2 separate regions of the Homo sapiens genome follow, and region 2 is linked to region 1. Evidence: chromatin loops called from intact Hi-C (ENCODE). Cell type or tissue: PC-3. All regions are shown on one strand. Each heading gives the region's core, and the rest is flanking DNA. Links, peaks and the distances in the headings are about the cores only. Region 1 overlaps VGLL3 (vestigial like family member 3). Region 2 has its middle 130 kb from the start of VGLL3.

The links. Hi-C counts contacts between places; a loop is a spot of excess contacts. Peaks named below come from ENCODE experiments on the same cell type or tissue, not always from the same donor. Only the 100,000 strongest peaks of a DNase experiment are listed, where the experiment ranks them.
Region 2: a loop joins it to region 1, with 8 times the contacts of the local background. A loop is called at or near these places in 1 of 110 quality-filtered maps.

The regions. Positions count from the first base shown.
Region 1 is chr3:86,951,364-86,956,755 of GRCh38, reverse strand. The region is part of intron 3 of VGLL3 (vestigial like family member 3); the gene reads left to right. Among named protein-coding and RNA genes, the nearest start is that of VGLL3, 37 kb to the left of the region's middle. In PC-3, for the core only: no CTCF peak of the experiment used is centred there; DNase peaks (open chromatin) are centred at 2,275 and 5,225; H3K27ac peaks cover 1,548 bases.
Region 2 is chr3:86,862,439-86,867,830 of GRCh38, reverse strand. No RefSeq gene overlaps it. Among named protein-coding and RNA genes, the nearest start is that of VGLL3, 130 kb to the left of the region's middle. In PC-3, for the core only: no CTCF peak of the experiment used is centred there; no DNase peak of the experiment used is centred there.

The DNA.
Region 1 (5,392 bases), core at 334-5,333:
TGGAGTGCAGTGGCGCGATCTCGGCTCACTGCAAGCTCCGCTTCCCGGGTTCAGGCCATTCTCCTGCCTCAGCCTCCTGAGTAGCTGGGACTACAGGCGCCGCCAACATGCCCGGCTAATTTTTTGTATTTTTAGTAAAGACCGGGTTTCACCGTGCTAGCCAGGATGATCTCGATCTCCTGACCTCGTGATCCGCCCGCCTCGGCCTCCAAAAGTGCTGGGATTACAGGCGTGAGCCACTGCGCCAGGCCAAGTATTTTCTTAAAAACTGCAAGCAAGATTAGGCAATGCCATCATCTTTTGAGAGTTTTCTTAAAGGAGTTGTCATCAACTAGCTGCGGTTGGAAGGTGGAGACTTTTTCAAAGTAAAACTTGTCTTCCCAAAAGAAACTGATGTGCTCACTCACTATAGAAGGAAGCCATAACTCGCAGGTTGTCCTGATATGACTCTCAATAGAGAACGACACAAAGCATTGGAAAGCCTGTTTCAGTGGTCAGGTTCTTATCAGCAAATAATACTTTCAGCTTTGCTGTTTCTCATCTGTCATATAGGGGTGCATCTAAAGGAACAGCTCAAATGAAGAAATCTGTTTCAGAACTTGTTCCCTGACAATTTTATATCCGTTTTCGAACAGTCTGCAAAGATTATATAGAAAAATTCTATATGGCCTGAGGAATTTACAGATACTGTTTATTCCCTTTCAGGCTGCCTAACTATTCTTTTCTTGTTCTCTTTATCAGTAATATAAGGTTTCACAAACAGTTGTCTGCAGGCAACATGTTCTGAATTTCTTGGCAAAAAGGACTGATGAGAAGCAAAATATGCTAGGTATTTTTTATTTTTGGGTTACAGTCTGATATGCTGGGGACTTAATTCATAATTTTTTTAACACAAGTATGTGTTATAGTGTTTATTTTCATGCCTGGTCTACTTGAGCACTATTAGGTGATGCTTAGCATCTTCATAATCATTGAAGCCCTATTTATGTTTACTTGAATTGGACAGTCTCTTTTGGAAAATGTCAGAGAGCGAGCTTCTGTTCATGTCACATAAAAGTGAGATGAGGCCAGGCACGGTGGTTCACACCTGTAATCCCAACACTTTGGGAGGCCAAGGTGGGTGGATCACCTGAGGTCAGGAGTTTGAGACCAGCCTGGACAACATGGTGAAACTCCGTCTGTACTAAAAATACAAAAAATTAGCCAGGCGGGGTGGCACACACCTGTAATTCCAGCTACTGGGGAGGCTGAGGCATGAGAATCGCTTGAACCCAGGAGGCAGAGGTTGCAGTGAGCCGAGATGGTACCATTGCACTCCAGCCTCCAGCCTGGGTGACAGAGTGAGACTTCGTCTCAAAAAAAAAAAAAAAAAAAAGAGAGAGAGAGAGAGATGAAAAGTTTCTGATGTCAATGCAAGAATTGATATATATGCAACATATCTCATTCTAATGGAATGCTTTCCAATATATCTTGCATTAATAGAGAGATTGATTACTTATATCAAATAGGCATTAAAATGCAAGTATATTTCAGCAGTTTCTAAGCGTCTTTTGAAAATTTTGGAGTAGTAAATGTTATAAGTCATACTCCTAGGTATCATGTTTCCTATGTTGGTGTTATGTCCTTAATTACTTTTTTTTTGGGTAGGAAATGGATCCAGATTAGCTCTTTCTTTGATTGGATTATCTGTTTTCTGGACTGTAAAGCTGTCACTGCATAACCTAGAAACCTCTTTAAAGATGCATGTTTGGCTACATTTGTTATCCAACAGATGTCTGGATAGTTAGAATCTCTTGAGACTATTATAACTTGTGGTTTTGGTTACAATAAGTGATCCAAGCTTTTTTTTTTTTGGTTTTGCTCCTCTCCAGTTCTGGGAGAAAGCCTGTAGAAGAAATTACAAAGAGTATTCCATTTCATTTTCCCCACTCCCTTCTTCCTTTCCTTTATTCTTTGTCTCCGGCTTCAAAGTTTCTTTATATCTGCTTTTGAAATTGAAGTCACCGAATTGGTAAGCAGTGTCTAAATTCCATATCGTTCCATATAGTCCCCAGCTTCTATCACCCAAGAGGTTATTGGCCACCTTGACATTCAAATTTTGAGACTGGTAAATTGCCACTATGATAAAAAAAACTACCTAACTCTATGATTCATGTTTTTTATATATGTCCACAAGGTCAGTTTTTAAACAACTGGTTCAGATTTGTAACTTTATATCCTGATGCTTTAAGTACTTGCCAATTTACCCTCCAGCTATGCATTTTAATATGCACATGTCTGAGGAAGTGGATGTCGCTAAAGGCAAAGGCTAGAGATTCTGTGCACAGGAGAGTTTGTGGTTTTTGGAGGGAGGTGGGTACTGAGAGAGCAAACAGAATAAAGTGGCTTGCTGTCTGGGTCTGGGAAACACCAGCAAGTAGAAACACCTGGGTGGCTGAACTTTTCTCACCTGCAATGTTTCCCTCAGGTGAGCAGGTGCTGTACTTCTTAAAATAACATAGTGGATTATGGTTTTCTAGTAACATCAGCTTCAGTGGGTTTTACATTTCTGCCCTATTTTGAATCTGAGCTTAAAGACATTTTGACAAGTTCAGACAGTTTTTAACCTCATTGTTTCTGACAATACTACTACGTGGAGATTTTAAGTGAATTCTAAATGTGCCTGGAGAAAATACCTCTATAAACAGAAAACCTCCTTTGCCAGAAAATTATTATGCTGCCATGCTAGGTATCTTTTGTAATGATTTTAGTGTGCAAGAATTGTAATTATAAGAGAATAATTGCACTTAAAATATAATAAATTTAATCTTTGGTCTGGTTTAAGAAAATACACCTTATTTGTGATTACTTTAAAAAGAATTATTGTTCAAAATTTGCATATTAAATATGGAGAGAAGTCATCAAACTAGCAAAAGTATTTGTAATACATGGGAAGAAATGCTAGTATACCTAAAAGTATACTAAATGCTAGTATACAAAAAGCATTTAAAAATCAACTAGAAAATTACTTTTTAAAAAGCATAAACATGTGGCCAGAGTTAAAACACAGAGGAATAAATGCCATAATCGGACAATATCCAGCCTCACTAACAGTGAAAGAAACTAACATTGAAACAACTAGATACTTTTAATCTATAATATTGATCATAAATAGGAAAAATATATAAATATGGGTACAAACTTCCTAAACACATTTAGCCACCACAATTAAATATGTAAATGTAAATGTTCATATGCTTGGATTCAGCAATTATACACATGTATATTTTTCTAAGAAATGTAACTCGTAAATATTCACACAAGTAACAGCAACTTTGTACACCCGTGTGTGTGTGTGTGTGTGTCTATCTAAAAGATGTACATCTATAGAGAATTGGGTAATAGTATACTATAGAATAAATATTGTGCAGCCCTCCAAAAGGATGGGGTCGAGCTACACATACAGACCTGGAATGGTTTTCCAAGATAATACTGCTGATGAAATAGGCAAGTGGTATGTGTATATATGTAGATTGGGTACACTTAGCAAATTGTCTGATGATAGGTGATATTATGTAGGCTTTTTACTTTCTAAACACTATGTAACTTGATTTTTAAGCAAGAATTCCATGATGTTTTAAGAGTTTTAAAAATGTTTTAAAATGTAGCGCCTATATATTAATCTTGATATTCACCTGAAATGAAATCACAGTTCTCAGATTGAGTAGCCTTCTCTCTTACATTTTTCTCTTGCAAGTGTTAAGGTCCTACCCCTACACAGATCTTATTTAGAAATTCTTCACTAGTATTTAAAGTGATTGCCTCAGGGCTCAGACAAACAAATGCAATTGTATGATCATTAACAGTGATAATTTCATAAAGTAATAGAAAATAGTATGACTGTCTCTCGCACCTTTTTGTGATCATATGTCAATGTGTCAGTGTTAGCTGTCAATTTGCTGGTGAAGTTTGGATATTTTGATGTAGCATCTGACACAGTGTTGTATGTATTTAACTTTGTAATAAGTATTTCTTATCTTTATTAAAGGATGGATGAAAGGGGAGATCTATTTTTTAAATATAGAAATGTTACCAGGTTCTTATAGTCTAATAGTAAGCATTCTAATCCACATGGCTTCTTGACTTTTAATATGTATGAAATGAAAAGTTTACACTTACCCATACAAATGCTATCTTTACTTTTAGGTCTTCAAAGTTTCTACACACACTTTCAGGCTTTATGTTCCTATTTATGTTCTCTTTTTTTAATCAACAGCATGTTTCCCATTGTATGGTTACCTCTTTTATCTCCCGCAATAAAATTAATTGAAAGCATATTCAACTTACTTAAAAGAGCCATGATCAGTGGTGTTGTTAAATGACTATACTTTCTCAGAAGTAGAGCATGTTTATTTAGTGGGTTATGACTCTGACAAACAAACAGTACCTAAAACTCAGCTGTATATTAGTGTAACGTTTTTTGTTACCCAATGTTTATTTATTATTTCTATCTAATGGTAGAAGACTTACCCTCATCAATTATGTTTATTCTTAGTTCAATCCACTGGCAGCTCCGTTATTCTCAGTTTAAAACAAAATCCCATTTGAGTTGAAAGGTCTTCTCAGATTCTTTCCTCATTTTTTTCCTTGGGGTTGCCTCTGTTCCTAGAAAGTTATTCACGTCCAAGTTAAAAACTGTCCAGTTGATAAGTTGTTGTCTGCTTTTTGGTTCTGTCTTTTCATTCTTATCCTGGACTGCTGTTTCCAATATACCCTCCTCCTCTAATCTGTTTCTCCAGGCATTCTCTATACAATATTCTTTCTAATGTTCTTTCTAATAATGGCCTACTCAACATGGCCTATTTGAATTCAGTTCCCAGTGTTTGTGATCCCTGCAAGACGCTCATCTGGGGTGGCCCATGCTATTTCTTCTGCTGTGGGATACCCACATCACAGCTAATACTGACAGGACCCCAGAATTCTCACTGAACTGTCTCCTATATCAATTATGGGGAACATAGGCGAGCTTTAAGATTTTTTGGGGGGGATAAAACAGGGTTTGAGGTAAACTAAAGAGGGGGGAGTCTCTAGGCTGTTCATGCTCAGACCTACCATGTTGCCATTTCTATTTTCTTATTTCTATAGCATTTTACAAGAGGTAGATCTGTGAAGCTGCTGCCTCCCTGAATCTCAGTTAGAAAATGAGTCATAATGCCTTCTTATGTACAGTCAGTGCTATGATCTGAATCACTACATCTCTCCCAAATTCATATGTTGAAATCTTAGCCCCCAGGTACTGGTATTAGAAGGCTGGCCCTTTGGGAGGTGATTAGGTCATGAGGGCAGAGCTTTCATGAATGTAAATCAATGCCCTTATAAAAGAGATCTGAGAGAGATCTCAGGTGATCACACA
Region 2 (5,392 bases), core at 167-5,166, 89 kb after region 1:
GTGGGTCTGATTCTTTCTTTCCCAAGAGTTTATTTCTGCTTTTTTTCCTTCTGTGAAGTATCTCCATATATGGATTTGGATCTCCATGTTTCTAGCCGTAGGTTTAGAAACTCAGCTCTGCTCCCAAGGACACTGTTGGTTGGCTGTTTGGCCCTTGAGGAAGGCAAATGTCAGCAATTGCCTTATGTCTTAGGAAGATAATTTTAGTTATCTGCCCAATTTCCTGACTCTTGCATTTCTCTTCATCTTATTAAAACTTACTTGCTAAAATAAACAATGGAAGTAAACACTAAGAAAAATTCAATAACCTATAAATTAGCTTTAGAAAAAACTGTATGTTCTTCATAGTTTACTTGCAGTCAGAAAAAAAAAAGTATTTTGTATTTTGATCTAAAAAGGTCGCTACTAAATTTCTTGCCTTGGAAAGTGCTCATTTGCTATAATACGGATGAGAAATCTCCAAAATATTGGACAGAATTATTTAATGCTTGCAGCTTGAGTATCAAAATCATTTATGTGTTAAGTATTCTGTTCTAAGCACATACTACATAAGATCAGACACATATAAACAAAACCTGTGTTAAACCTGCCATTTAAACCTTTAAAAAAAGTTTTAGGATATCCATTGAAATAGCTGGGCAAATTGTCATGGTGCCCACCCATACCACACCATTTAAAGGGGCAAGAAGACAAGCTGTTTCAAAAATCTAAAGACCCCATTCTGCAAAATGAATAATGACATGATCTGTCATATAGTTCAACATGTTGTATATATCAGCCACTTAGTACAACCTGCCACAGAGACCTGTTAGACAAAAGAACATGCCACATAGTCCTTCCACATAGTGCATTCTGCCACATAAGAAACCTGCTCTTTAGATCTCAAAGAAAGTAATTGTTAGATGCCTATGAATATTATAATCTTGTTCAGTGGAAAAGATCTTTCTTTTCCTGCAATGTCACCGTTGGAGTAACTATTCAATTCATTTCAAAAACTATTACATATTTGTTTCACACATACTAGGCACTGCTCTAGATACTGCAGATATAAAGCAAATAAGACATCATTTCTGTCTTCCAAACATGGATTTGTAGGCAAGACACACATAGAAGCTATAGTTTATTTTCAGGGCAATGGAGGCTCTCAGGCTCCATTATTATAGAGGCTCTCAGGCTATAGATACATTCAGTGTTAATAGACTTGTTTTCAGTAATAAAAGTAAATCCAGAGTTGGCTAAAACTCTGGCTGTGTCTGAATCTTCCAGTGTTCCAGAATTGATCCCCTGAGGTTTCTGATTTACCCTCACAATGTTCACGAAAAAAATGTATAAAACCTATATATATATATATATATATATATATATATATATATATGAATTCATTAATTTCTAGTAAGAAATACAATTATATGAAGGTTAGACATTCATATTTGTTTTCCAAGCATATTCCCTCTCTGTAAGAAACCTGTATGAGAAGCCACCTAATTAGAATATTGCTATGTTAGCAGAGTAGCAGAGCAAGGAAAGATGGCTGTGTGGCCCTCATTTGCATGACTCCATTTTGTCAATTTTCACACAGCCTAATGGACCATATGCTGATGTAGTGCCAGCCGAGTTAGTCTTTGATAGAACCTCTATTGCTTGCCAAGTGCCATCTCAAGCAGGTTGAAATATGTCCTCTGTGCACTGACTCAATATTCATTTTTGTCCAAGAAATCATTGGGACTCAATTTAATGAAGAGTCACAAATCATGTGCCAGCTACTTTTCTTGCATTCCCCCAGCTTACACTTTCCTCCTCTTTGAGGATGCCACTTCCTCTGCATCTTTTCCTTTTGAGCTTATTTCCCTGATGGTCAGGAGGCAGAATTGTGTCATTTTTTTCCTTTCCATTGCAGCTCCATGATGATTATTACATAATCATTGTATTTATGATGAGTTTAATAAAACTTCCTACATCATTAAGATTTACACCATTATCTTCAATTACCTTTTACCTCTTCTTATCTATTTTCTCTTCTCCTGATACTTCGGTCAGTCCTTCCCCTCTGTCCCCTACTCTCTGAAGAATTTGGCAGAGATTTAATGGCATTCCTCTTCACTCAAATTCCTTTCTCGCTATTCCCACTAGAAACTTTCATCCCCATAATCAGAAATTCCAGCCCTATGACTCTTTCATTATAGATGCATTACTCTTTCCTATTTTCACTTTTTTTGTCATACAATGTAAAATCTCTTGTTCATTGTTTCAATAAATATATTTGTAAATTATACCAAGGAAGATATTTTGTCTGTTTTGTGCAATGGTCATCATCTTATCGAAACTCCTTCCTACCAGCTTTCACACTCACATACACTATTAGCAGAAGACATTGCTTCTTACTTTCCTGAGAAAATGCAAGTAATTGGATAGGAACTCTCAATTTTCTGACACTAAACCTACAAAAGTATATATAAATATACCCATCCTTTTCTTTTTTTTCTGGTTCTAGTCCTTTCACTATCTGTACTGTGGTTTCTTATACTTTTGACTTTTAAAATAAACTTAGATTATTCCTTCTTTCTAATCTCATCTTTAAAGAAAACAAAAATTACTCCTTTCATAATTTGCTTTCTTTTTCCCCTTATTATCTTGAAAGTGTTGTCTATACATTTTCTTTCCATTTCTGCACTACTTATTCACTCCCCAACTTTTTCTAATTGAGTATCTTCAACACAAGAGCTCTTGGTGAGGTCCACGGTGATTTCATGCTATAGCATTTAAAGAAAATTTTTAGCTCTCATCTCACTCGATCTTTCAGCAAAACAAATGTACAATGATATCCACTATCCTAGTCATAGAGAATGTTTTGACTGCTCTAGAAATGCTCTGTGCTCTGCCTATACATACTTCCGTCCCCTCTTCCCCTCAATCCCTGGTGACCACTGATAGGATATATATATGATATGATATATAGATACATACAGACATAGATATATAAGAAGCCATGTATCCTTCATACCTACTTTCCTGGAAATTCACCGGGGCTGAGAGATGGTAGTAGGATGAAGTGTGAATCTAACTCAGCTAATCATAAATTTTCACTTGGGGCCATGAATACAAAACATATTCAGTATTGAGAACACAGGACCCCACACCAGGTACAAAACTTAATTTAAAATAGAGCATACCTAAATTTAAGAGCTAAAACTATAAAGATGTTAGTAGAAAGCATGGGAGAAAATCTTCATGACCAGAGATTTGACCAATAGTTTCTTAAATATGTCACTAAAAGCAAGGCAACAAAAGAAAAATTAATTAAATACATTGTTTTTCTTCACCAAAATAAAAAAAAAGTTTGCGCATCAAAGAATACTACCAAGAGAGTGAAAATACCCACAGGATGGATTAAAATATTTGCAAATTATATATCAGATGAGGATGTAATAGCCAGAACATGTAAAGAACTGTTACAACTCAACAACAGAAATAAACATCCCAGTCTGTCACCAGCATTAGGCTGGCTCCTTTGGCCCCAGACTCCAGGCTCATTACAGTGTCAGGCCAACTTCTTTACCATCAGTCATCACAGTGGTCCCCTTGGCCCCAGGCTCCAAGTTAGCCACTGTAGTCCCATGCTTCAGTAGACCCAGGGTCCAAGATGGCCCCCACAGCTTCATCCTCTAGCCAACCTAGGGGCCACTTCTGCTTCAGTGAAACTCAGTAATGAGCTACAGTACTATATTAGTCTGTTTTCACACTGCTGATAAAGGCATACCCAAGACTGGGAAGGAAAAGAGGTTTAATGGGACTTACAGTGCCGCATGGCTTGGCAGGCCTCAGAATCATTGCAGGAGGTAGAAGGCACTTCTTACATGGTGGTGGCAAGAGAAAATGAGGAAGATGCAAAAGCAGAAAACTCTGATAAAACCATCAGATCTTGTGAGACTTAATCACTGCCCAGAGAGCAGAATGGGGGAAGCTGACCCCATGATTCAAATTATTTCCCACTGGGCTCTTCCCACAACACTTGGGAATTCTGGAGGTATAATTCAAGATGAGATTTGGATGGGGATAGAGCCAAACCATATCATTCTGCCTCTGGCCCCTCCAAATCTCTTGTCCTCACATTGCAAAACCAATCATGCCTTCCCAATAGTTCTGCAAAATCTTGACTCATTTCAACATTAACTAAAAAGTCCACAATCCAAAGTCTCATCTGAGACAAGGCAAGTCCCTTCTGCCTATGGGCCTGTAAAATAAAAGCAAACTGGTAACTTCCTAGATACAATTGGGGTACAGGTATTGGGTAAATACAGTCATTGCAAATGGGAGAAATTGGCCAAAACACAAGGGTTACAGAGCCCATGCAAGTCCAAAATCCAGTGGGGCAGTCAAATTTTAAAGCTCCAAAATGATCTCCTTTGACTTCGGGTCTCACATCCAGGTCATGTTGATGCAAGAGATGGGTTCCCATGGTCTTGGACAGCTCCACCACTGCGGGTTTGTAGGGCACAGCGTCCCTCCCAGCTGCTTTCACAGGCTGGTATTGAGTGCCTGTGGCTTTTCCAGATGAATGTTGAAAGCTGTTGGTGGATCTACCATTCTGGGGTCTGGAAGACAGTGGCCCTCTTCTCATAGCTCCACTAGGTGGTGCCCCAGTAGGGTCTCTGTGTGGGGGCTTTGACCCCACATTTCCTTTCTACACTGCCCTAGCAGAGGTTCTCCTTGAGCACCCCACTCCTGCAGCAAACTTCTGCCTGGACATCCAGGTATTTTCCTACATCTTCTGAAATCTAGGCAGAGGTTCTCAAACCCCAATTCTTTACTTCTGTGTACTTGCAGTCTCAATAGCACATGGAAGCTGCCAAGGCTTGAGGCTTGCACCCTCTGAAGTCACAACTCGAGCTCTACGTTGGCCCCTTTCAGCCACAGTTGGAGGAGCTGTGACACATGGCACCATGTCCTTAGGTTGTACATAGCCTGGGGACCCTGGGCTCAGCTCATGAAACCATTTTCTCCTAGGCCTCCAGATCTGTAATGAGAGGGGCTGCTATGAAGACCTCTGATGTGCCCTGAGACATTTTCCCCACTGTCTTGGTGATTAACATTTAGCTCCTCATTAGTTATGCAAATTTCTGCAGCTGGCTTGAATTTCTCCTCAGAAAATGGGTTTTTTCTTTTCTATCATATTGTCAGGATGCAAATTTTCCAAACTTTTGTGCTCTGCTTCCCTTACAAAATGGAATGCATTTAACAGCACCCAAGTCACCTCTTGAATGCTTTGCTGCTTAGAAAAATTTCTTCTGTCAGATACCCTAAATCATCCTGTCAAGTTCAAAGTTCTACAGATCTCTAGGGCAGGGGCAAAATGCCACCAATCCCTTTGTTAAAACATAATAGGAGTTACCTT